Linked DNA regions of Homo sapiens: region 1 is linked to region 2. A link is an interaction called in ENCODE POLR2A ChIA-PET data of the cell type or tissue named here. Cell type or tissue: OCI-LY7. All regions are shown on one strand. Each heading gives the region's core, and the rest is flanking DNA. Links, peaks and the distances in the headings are about the cores only.

The links. ChIA-PET counts read pairs that join two places held together with the same protein. Peaks named below come from ENCODE experiments on the same cell type or tissue, not always from the same donor. Only the 100,000 strongest peaks of a DNase experiment are listed, where the experiment ranks them.
Region 1: POLR2A ChIA-PET joins it to region 2 with 7 read pairs; 3 of 35 experiments call an interaction of 5 or more read pairs at or near these places.

The regions. Positions count from the first base shown.
Region 1 is chr1:203,574,401-203,579,775 of GRCh38, reverse strand. No RefSeq gene overlaps it. Among named protein-coding and RNA genes, the nearest start is that of ATP2B4, 50 kb to the left of the region's middle. In OCI-LY7, for the core only: no CTCF peak of the experiment used is centred there; no DNase peak of the experiment used is centred there.
Region 2 is chr1:203,359,254-203,364,628 of GRCh38, reverse strand. No RefSeq gene overlaps it. Among named protein-coding and RNA genes, the nearest start is that of FMOD, 11 kb to the right of the region's middle. In OCI-LY7, for the core only: no CTCF peak of the experiment used is centred there; a DNase peak (open chromatin) is centred at 2,578.

The DNA.
Region 1 (5,375 bases), core at 229-5,228, 220 kb before region 2:
GAATGAAGGTGAAAACATGTATTCTGTCATGACAAAATGCCTGTGGTATATTTTAAATAGCAAAATAGAATATATAGTATGATTGTATTTTTGTAAGAACAACAAATAAAGTGAATGTGGCAGGAAATGTACCAAACTATTAACAATGACAAAGTTACTATTGCAGGGTGGGATTCAGATACTGATGAGGGAAAGGGGAATTTTCATTTTCTAGTCTATGCCTTTTAGAATTGTATACATCTTAAAAATGACCTTGCATTATTCATTATTTTAAAACAAAAACCCACTTTTGGGGGGATAACTGTTTTTTCTTTTCTTTTTCCTTTTTTTTTTTTTTTTTTGAAACGGAGCCTCGCTCTGTCACCCAGGCTGGAGTGCAGCGGCGTGATCTTGGCTCACTGCAACCTCCACCACCTCCAGGGTTCAAGTGATTCTCCTGCCTCAGCCTCCCAAGTAGCTGGGACTACAGGTGTGAGCCACCACGCTTGGCTAATTTTTGTATTTTTAGTAGAGATGGGGTTTCACCATGCTGGTCAGGCTGGTCTCCAAACTCCTGACCTCAAGTGATCTGCCCACCTCGGCCTCCCAAAGTGCTGGGGTTACAGGCATGTGCCACCTGGCCCTAGGGGGTAACTATTTATTTTCATGCAATTTCAAACCCAAAGACAAGTTGCAAGAGGCCGGGCATATTTAATTAGCCAGTTGTGGTGGCATGTGCCTGTATGTAGTCTTAGCTACTTGGGAGGCTGAGGTAGAAAGATTGCTTGAGCCTAGGAGTTGGAGGCTGCAGTGAGCTATGATCGCACCACTGCACTCCAGCCTGGACAGCAGAGTGAGACCCTGCATCCAAAAAAAAAAAAAAAAAAAAAAAGGAACTCCCATACACTATTTAGACTTCACCACTTGCTAATATCTTGCCCTACACCACACAACATACATTTTTAAAAAGATCATCCATTACTTCCATTTTTGCAAACCCCAGTGGCCACTTGCAGTTTATCTTTTTGGGCCTCTCCGCTGCTTCTGACCCTGTTGTCCTCTCCTTCCTTCCTGAAACCTCCCATTTCTTGTCTTCTGTGGCCCTGAGTCTTCGCTGGTTTTCCTTCTACTTCTCTGACTCTCTGACTTCCCTCTAGCATTGTCTTTCTTAGAGGCCGCTTTTTCAGCACCCCTTAAACATGGGAGTTTCTCAAAGTTCAAGCCTGAGCCCACTGCTTGGCTTTGTGTGTTTTCTTCCTGGGAGAGCTGGTTCACTTCCATCCACTGAAGCTATGATCCATTTGCTGATGAAGCCCAAATCCGTGTCTTCAGCTGCCACCTCTCCCTTCAGTTTCCTATGCTCATATTCAAATGCCTGTTAGACACATGCTCTTAAGTAGTCCACAAACATTCTATACTCAACTTGTCTCAAACATATCATCATCACCCCTCCCTCCTGCTAACTATTCTCTTTCTGTGTCCTCCATCTCAGATAATGGCACCACATCTTTCACTTTGACAATGGCAATCAACTCCTAATTGGTCTCCCTGACTACAGTCTTCCTCTACGTAAATTCACTCTCACACTATAGTCAACGTGACACCCCTAAAATGCAAATTTCACCACATCAGGCACTGAGAAAACCTGTCAATGAGTCTCCATTACCTGCAGGTTGAAGTCAAGCCCGTTAGTCTGGCACACGTGGCTGTACCTGGTTCCACCTGGCTTCTCCGGCTCTTGTCATGTCCCCATCACCTCTGCATCCCATTCCACATTGGCCTGTGTGTCCATGTGTTTGCTCATGCTGCCTCCTTAGCAGGAGCCCCCTCCCACCTCTCTCCCCTTGACTGACCCATCCATCAACACTGAGCTCAACGGGCGTCTCCTCCAGCTGGAAGTGTCCCTTTATTGTGTTCCCATTGCATTCTTCTTCTTCTCTTACTTCTATCTAACAATTTTTTTAAATAATGCTTTTGTGCCATGAAAGGTGACCAGGGCATGCTTTTATTTTTATTTATTTATTGAGACAAGGTTTTGCTTTGTTGTCAAGGCTGGAGTGCAATGGCGCAATCATGGCTCACTGTAGCCTCGATATTTCCAGGCTCAAGTGGGCCTTCTGGTGTGCACCACTATGCCTGGCTAATACTTTTATTTTTGTTGAGATGGGGGTCTCACTACATTGCCTAGGCTGGTCTTGAACTCCTAGCCTCAAACTATCTTCCAGTCTTAGCTTCCCAAAGTGCTGGGATTACAGGCGCGAGCCACTGCTCTCTGCCGAACAAATTTTCATAGTCTCAGGCTTTGTCTGTGTCTCTCTCACTGCTCTGTAAATCCCGGAATGAACGGGGTTTGCATGTGCTTATGTATACCATCTTGTACCTTTGTATCCTTAGTGCCTTAGTGCAGTGCCTAGCATGTAGTAGACATGTAATAAATGTTTGATTAACTGAGGTAGGCATTCACTATTTATTCACCCCTCTCTGCCTCTTTTCCCTGGCAGCAGCAAGCTCAATCCCATGCCCTCTGTTTCCCCATCAGTAGTTACATTCCAGGCCTCAGCTCCTTGGTTGCAGACCCCTGTCCAACGGGTTTGGCTCCTATGTGGTCTTTCTCCTGGCACTTCTCTCCCTCATCTTCTCTTCTGCTTCTTCCCTTCTATTTTGATCAGCTCTTGCTACCCTCCTGTATCTTTCCAGATGCTTCTCTCCCACTCTTCTCCCCTGTGGGGGCCACTCAGGGCAGATCCAGCCCACTCCTGGCCCAGGTGTCTGCATCAGGACTTTATATAATTACCTTCACAATGGGGCCTAATGACTGGAAAGCGTTTTCATCTCAACCCACACAATTCCAGATTTACAGCCACCAAGGCCTCCGGGTTACAGCTGGATGCATACCCCACCAGGTCCCTCTCTAGAGTATCTTTTGGAAGATGTACCTTACAGCTCTTTAAGAAAGAGGATCACTTGCTAACAGCTTTTCTGTCTAGTACTTTTAAACATAAGCACTTAGCTTCGTTCCTTAGTTCTCTGCGCCCCAACTCTGTAGTGAGGATCGCATTCATCATACTCCACCAGGCACGTAAGATGCTCTAAGCTGATCTTCTTTCATGTGAGGACCCTCAGGGATGAACATATTCATTCTGTCATTCGCTCACACATTTACTGAGCTCCCACTACCACTGCCCATGGGGATGGGGACAGAGGATACCGACAAGGGGTCACAGATGAGTATGTCCCCCTCTAAGACCCAAAGGAACTCACGGTCTGGTGAGGAAGACAAATCTGAAAACCACTTTGCTAAAATAAGAAGGCCTTGGTGGAGGTAAATATCAGGTACTATGAAAACATAGAGGGGTCACTGAAGCGTGCTTAGGTAGGAGGAAGGTTTTTGTTTTTTTTTTTGTTTTTTTGTGTTTGTTTGTTTGTTTGCTTGTTTTTTGGTTTTTTAGAAGGAATTTTTCCTCTTCTCTCTCTCTCTCTCTCTCTTTTTTTTTTTTTTTTTGAGACAGAATTTCGCTCTTGTTGCCCAGGCTGGAGTGCGATGGCGCTATCTCCGCTCACCGCAACCTCTGCCTCCTAGGTTCAAGCAATTCTCCTGCCTCGGCCTCCCAAGTAGCTGGGATTACAGGCATGCGCCACCATGCCTGGCTAATTTTGTATTTTTAGTAGAGACAGGGTTTCTCCATGTTGGTCAGGCTGGTCTCGAACTCCTGACCTCAGGTGATCCCCCCACCTCAGCCTCCCAAAGTGCTGGGATTACACGCATGAGCCACCGCGCCCAGCCCGGAATTTTTCCCTTGTTGTCCAGGCTGGAGTACAATGGCACGATCTCGACTCACTGCAACCTCCACCTCCCGGGTTCAAGTGATTCTCCTGCCTCAGCCTCCCAAGTAGCTGGGATTACAGGTGTGTACCTCCACGCCTGGCTAATTTTGTGTTTTTAGTAGAGACGGGGTTTCACCATGTTGGTCAGGCTGGTCTTGAACTCCTGACCTCAGGTGATCCACCTGCCTTGGCCTCCCAAAGTGCTGGGATTACAGGCGTGAGCCACTGTGCCCAGCCTGGAGGGAGGTTTTACAGGAGTTCATTCGAGGAGTGAATAGGAATTGATGAGGCAGACAGGGACAGTGGAGTTGACACTTGTCATGTTTTTGATTGTCCAGTACTGAGCAACTTTCCTATTTTGGAGGGAATTCCTCATTATAGGAGTCTTAGTTGGGGAAGCATTCTACCTTTGACCACATGCTGATGAGGGCAGGGTTTGTGTCTCCCTGCTCCCCCCGAACCCCCGCCACAAATGTGGCATGGGCAGAGTGAGGGTGGGGTGAGGATGGGCCCTGGAAGCTGAGCTCAGCCAATCTGGTGCTCCCATTGGGATCTTTGGGACCTGGGCAGGAGCAGTCATTCGTAGCAGTGGTGGTCATTTTGGACTCCTTCAGGAACAGTATCTAGTGTTGGGGGTGGTGTGGATGGTGAGGGGCAGAACCAGCAGCAGTGCCCTAACAAGGTGCTCCCTGTCTTGTGATCTTGGAGTGTTCTCTGCCACCAGCATCCCTTGGTTCCCGACTTTGAGGGCAGGTGCTGCCCATCAACTCTTGAGCTAACAGAATTTAACTTTCTAGATTATTCTTTTTTTTTTTTTTGAGACTGGGTCTCACTCTGTCACCCAGGCTGGAGTGCAGTGGTGCAATCTCCGCTCACTGCACCCTCCACCTCCTGGGTTCAAGCAATTCTCCTGCCTCAGCCTTCTGAGTAGCTGAGATCACAGGCACCCGCCACCATGCCCAGCTAATTTTTGTATTTTTAGTAGAGACGGGGTTTCACCATGTTGGCCAGGCTGGTCTTGAACTCCTGACCTCAGGTGATCCACCGCCTTAGCCTCCCAAAGTGTTGGGATTACAGGCGTGAGCCACTGAGCCTGGCCCAGACTATTCTTTGTCTGCTGGTTAGTGAGAGATGGTTTCTGTTGTTCACAACTGAGTTCCTTGTCTGATCTAGGCTGGAAAGAACCTTGAGGAAGCTGGGCAGTGTAGAATACAGAATTTGGGGGAAGGTAGGTAGGGTGATGTGGCTGGAGCACTGGAAAATGTTAAAAAGACTTGGGGGCCGGGTGTGGTGGCCCACCCCTGTAATCCTAACACTTTGGGAGGCCAAGGCAGGCGGATCACCTGAGGTCAGTAGTTCAAGACCAGCCTGGCCAACATGGTGAAACCCCGTCTCTACTAAAAATACAAAAAATTAGCTGGGCATGATGGTGGGCACCTGTAATCCCAGCTACTCGGGAGACTGAGGCGAGAGAATTGCTTGGACCTGGGAGGCAGAGGAGTGCATTGGTGAGCTGAGATCGCACCAATGGACTCCAGCCTGGGCAAAAAGAGTGAAACTCCGTCTCAAAA
Region 2 (5,375 bases), core at 158-5,157:
CCTGTCTGAGTTTGTGATCCCTCTCTTCGCCAGGAGTCTGCGCGCCTGCTGTCAGTATCAGAGGATAGATAAGGCAGGAACAGGGGAGAGTAAGAAAACAGGGGCTAGTCAGAAGGCTCCAGCCAGGATATTGAGCCATCATTCCCTTGCCTGACTTCTGGAAAGTCACTTAACGCCTCTGGGCTGCAGATCCTGCCCTCTGAAGCGAGGGCAACGGGTCAAGTCCCTGTGGCAACACTGATGCAGACATAAGATGCTCCCCAGGTTCCCAGATGAAGAGAGAAAAACAGAAGGATCCTTTTGTAGTGGCAAGCCTCCAGCTCACACCGCCCCTGGCTGCCTCAGTGGAGACTCAATGCAGCTACTTCTGCAGATGCACCCACAAGGCAGGAAAGTGAGGGTCTCTGGAGGGAGGACAGGAGCTGGGGGAAGTGACAGCTCAACAGATGTCGATTACAATCAATGCCACTCTCTATGTGCTGGCAGGCCTGCAGCAGCCAAGGCACTGGAAAAAGGCGAGATCATTACAGGACTGGATGCAAAAGCTATCTCTGCTCAGTTGTCCTGTCTGTTTTCCTTAAGCCAGAGTGGGTTAGATCTCTAAGCCCATGGGGAAATTCATACTACCAGGGCTGTTTTCTGGAAAAAAAAAAAAAAAAAAAAAAAAAAAAAAAAACTATGGCCTGAGTTCCAAGAAGACTGGCCTTATGGGCTAGAAATTGGAAGCTTTCCATTTAGTTCTGATATCTGCTACTTAGAGTGTGCTTGAGCAAGTCACTTCCATTCTTAGTCTCAGTTTCTGCACCTGACAATAGTAACAATTTTTAATTTATTGAGCACATATTATGTGCTAGGTGATGAGCTGGATGCTTAATATGCATTCTCTTTAATATCTGTCCTTTCTACCTCACGGAGATGCTGTGAGGATCAAATAAAAAATATATTTCCTCAAAAACTTAACAGAATTACCAACGAACCAACAATGCTACTCTGAGGTATACACCCTCAAATAATTGAAACAAAACAAGCCACTCAAACACTTGTTCATGAATGCTCATAGCAACTTGACTCTAATAGCCAAAAGGTGGAAACAACCCAAATGTCCATGACTGTATAAACAAGCCATAGTATATATGGACAATGGAATATTACTCAGCCATAAAAAGGAATGGAGTACTGATACATGCTACAACCTGCATGTCCCTTAAAGACATTATGCTAAGTGAAAGAAGCCAGACACGGAATCCCATGTTTTATGACTTATTTTATATAAGATATTCAGAATAGGTAAATCCATAGAGACAGAATAGATTAATGATTGCCAGAGAATCATAGGGTGTACTTCTGGAGTTACAAAAAAGACTTGAAAATAGAGAGTGGTGGTGGCTGCACAACATTGGGAATACACTAAATACCACTGAATTGTACACTCTAAAACTGCTAATTGTATGTTATGTGGATTTCACCTCAATAAAAGATAGAAACATCTGTCTCTGTGGAAGTTTGCGCACTGTTTAAAGTCATGGCTCAGGAGCACAGTTTCCATGTGGAGCACCCTCTGCAGCTTGTCTGGCTTTTTTGGTTTTTGATTATTTACAAATAAATAACTGCCAGCTAACTCATTCCTCTAAAATGAGAAGGAATGGGGGCAGCTTGCCTTAACTTTCCCACACAAGCATATTGCAGCCATGCTCCACTACATATGGTTGAATTCAGCCTCCTGGGTCAGTGTTGTTGCCAAACTGCACAGGCATATGTTACCCATGCATACACTGATGTGCCCACAGACTGTGGTGCTCAGGAGCACACAGTTCCCACAGGGAGGCCCCTCTGCAGTAAGCAAATGTGCCTGAGAGCTCCTAATTGGCCCATCTCAGGCAATGGAGGATTATCAGTGAATATGATGAGTTTCTATTAACACCGAGCCACTTCATACACAGCAGTGCTTCATCAGGGCTCCAATAAAGGCGAGACAGGCTCCAGAGACAATAGCAAGCAGCAGGCCAGTGGAGAGTGGGAGGCTGCAGAGGCAGCAGCCATAATGCATTATGCAGGTGGCATTTGCTTTTAGCTAATTAATAGTGTGCCACACTCCCTGGCTCCTTCTCCCTAGCTGATCTCCAAGCTGATCTCCACTCCTGCCTCTCTTCAGGAGGGTCCCTGGAGAAGCAGGGATAAGGAGGGGAGCCAGGGCCTTGTAGGGATGGATGTGCACCATGGGAAGGAGGGGTGGCTGAATCATTGCTGCTCTCAGCACTCTGGGACTGGTATCCTCCTCCGCTGATTGCACTGGGTTTTATACTTTACATAAAGATCCCAGCAGGGCTGAGCAGACAGGGCAGTGTAGTGCTGTTCCTGACTCATCAGGCAAAGGCTACTTTTTTAGACTGCCAAGGAGGAGGAGTCATCAGGTCTCCTATATTCATCCCCCTGTCCCTCCTCAGGACACAGAGGTCTAGAAGGCATCTGGTTACCAACCTCTGGATCAGCTGCCTTGTTGATTCTGAGGTCACAGACCCTAATGAACCTAGATAAATTGAACCAGGTGACCCCTTTGAATTGCAAAGCTGAAAGAGGAAGTGAGTGCATGCCACTGGGCTCTTTTGCCCTGGGTTGGCGCTGCAGTTACCACACGAACTGCCAGAGGCCCTGCCAGCAGCACTCAAGGTTCCCTCGACCTGGTGGCCAAGCCCACTCAATTCCCGGATGCCATGGGCCTTAGACGATGGCTCCTTCGTGTCTCCTTGCATTTTTCCCAGGCCTGGGAGGTACTGAGGCTTCATGAGAAGCTCCTGGCAGCTGACGGCTGTACCAAACTCAATGGCTGCCATGTGGTTGCCTCAATCATGGCACAGACAGGGGTCTGGATGAGGTTTTGTGGGAAAGGAGAGGGAGCCAGTACAAGCCATTCAAACTGCTTGACCCATCGCCCTCTCCTACACATGTAAAAGGACACACATGTGCACACACACACACTCATCTCTGCATACAGAATACAGAAGAGAGGAGAGAGTTTGTCAGAGGTGGTCCTCTGTAGTTGGAGTGGCATCCAGCTTAAAGCCGGGAGAGAGAAGAAGACAGGCGGAAAAAAAAAAAGAAAGAAAGAGGAGGAGGGAGATGAGGGAGGGAAGGGAAGTAAACATGAAAGAAACAAGAAAGAATAGGAACACAATCTGACTTGCCTTTACCTACAGCCAGCAGGTGCTCCTTCCCATCCCTTCCTCTATGTTACATTAGAAGAGGGTCTCACACAGCAGAGAGGACACTAGTTAAAGCATCAACTTTGTCCCTGCACCCCAGTCACTTCTTCCACTTACTTAAAATGCTGGCTGATGATATCCCCACACATCTCTGAGCCTCCACGGGGCTCCCAGTCTAGGGTTGCAGACACAGGTCTCTAAGGATAACAGTATGATTAGGCAAGCACATGTCCCAGCTACTAACCTTTCAATTCTTTATTTCCTTCCAAATAAAAGCACTTGCTCATGTCAAATCCCAATAATTGGTGACGCTAGCTCCTCTCCTACAAATCCACAGTAGCCAGCTGCAGACCACGGCCTTTCCGACTTAGAGGATCGCCTCCTGCTCCCCGCTCCCTCCCACTCCTCACTGCCTCCTCCTCGGCTGCCTTCCTAGTCATGCCTGCGGCTCTCTTCCCTCCTGTTGAGGCAAGATGGTGTGTCTGGCAGCTGTTAACTCAATGCAGTTTATCAAACTGCTATCTACAATATCCTAGGCATGGGTGCAGAGCTGGGGGAGCTGTTCCTTCAGTAATGTCAGTACAAACCAGGGCCAAAGTCAAAGAATTAGGCAAGAATACAGAAAGAAAAAAAAGGATAAAAAGGAAAAGCCCTCCTCTTATGTACCCTCCAGGTTTGGTTTCCATGGAAACCTGGTTCTGGTGGACAGAGAGGACAGGGTAAGACAGGCCTGTTGCAGTAGGTAGGGTGGGTCCTGCTATGACCCACCACGATCCAGCGGGAAGCTGGATGTCACATGGAGACCCCAGGAGCAGATCTGTTGGAGTTGAGGCTTTCTGGGAGAGCTCTTTTTCAACTCGCATTCCCAGGTGGGGAGAGCTGACTCTTTCAGACAAGTATGGGTTGTAATGCAGGTCTCAGGGCAAATGCTGAGCGCCTCAGGGGCCACCTCTTTCCGCCATTGGTGAGGAGGGATCCTTGGCAACAAGAGAAGCATGGATGGTGAGGGATTGGCAGCAGCTGTGAGAAGCCCGGGAGAATCTTTCTGTATATTTCCCTGAGAAGGATCACTGACAACAGCTCCTGGTGGCCCTCAGGCAGGTGTTGTAGTCGAAAGAACCCTGACTTTGGTCCCAATTTACTCTATCCATTAGTTTATTCATCCATTCATTCATTGGTACTATATGCCAGGTACTGGGCTTGTGTTTAAATCTCAGTTCATCAAAGATTCAAATGATTAATTGAGGCTGGGCACAGTGGCTCACACCTATAATCCCAGCACTTTGGGAGGCCAAGGCGGGCGAATCCCTAGGTCAAGAGATCGAGACCATCCTGGCCAACATGGTGAAACCCCATCTCTACTAAAAATACAAAAAATTAGCTGGGTGTGGTGGCTCGCACCTGTAGTCCCAGCTACTCCAGAGGCTGAGGCAGGAGGATCACTTGAACCCGGGAGGTGGAGGTTGCAGTGAGCCAAGATTGTGCCACTGTACTCCATCCTGGCGACAGAGCAAGACTCCACCTCAAAAAAACAAAACAAAACAAAACAAAAACAAATGATGAATTGATTTAAAAGATTGAAATGATGTAGGTAGAGGACCTAGTCTAGAGCCTTAAAAAATATTCATTCCCTCTTCCAGTTCTCCAGAAAGAAGTCACCTCCTTCTAATCCTACACCCCACACCCCAGTGATCTCCTTAAACCAGAACACTCTTGCTCCTAGAAGATGCTATTTCATTGAAGTTAATGAAATGGGGAGCTGGAGAAAGAGGGGCCAATGGAGAGAGGGGTAGGTCTGAAAAAAATGTAGCAGGCCAGATAGAAATGCCTTAAGGTGGTGAAGTTTGAGAACTTTGAGGCTGGCTGCTGGCAGCCAGATGGGGGAGAAGCAAATTCTCCCACAGGGTGTGTTTCTTAAAGTGATTGGAAATTTAAGAAGTAGGAGATGGGGGAGGGAGTGAATCTTTCTGTATCTTGATTGAAGATCAAAACAATTTCTATTCTTGCAAATTCCCTTAGAAATACAGCCTCATAGGGATTGGGAAAGGAATTTATTTCTTCACAAAGCTTACCAAACAGCCTGGCTGGGAGCCATTTGGCAGTTTTCTCAGCAGGAAAGTTATGGAAGAAGCAACAGTGCCCCCCAAGAAGCTGCAGCAAAAGACATAGGGAGAT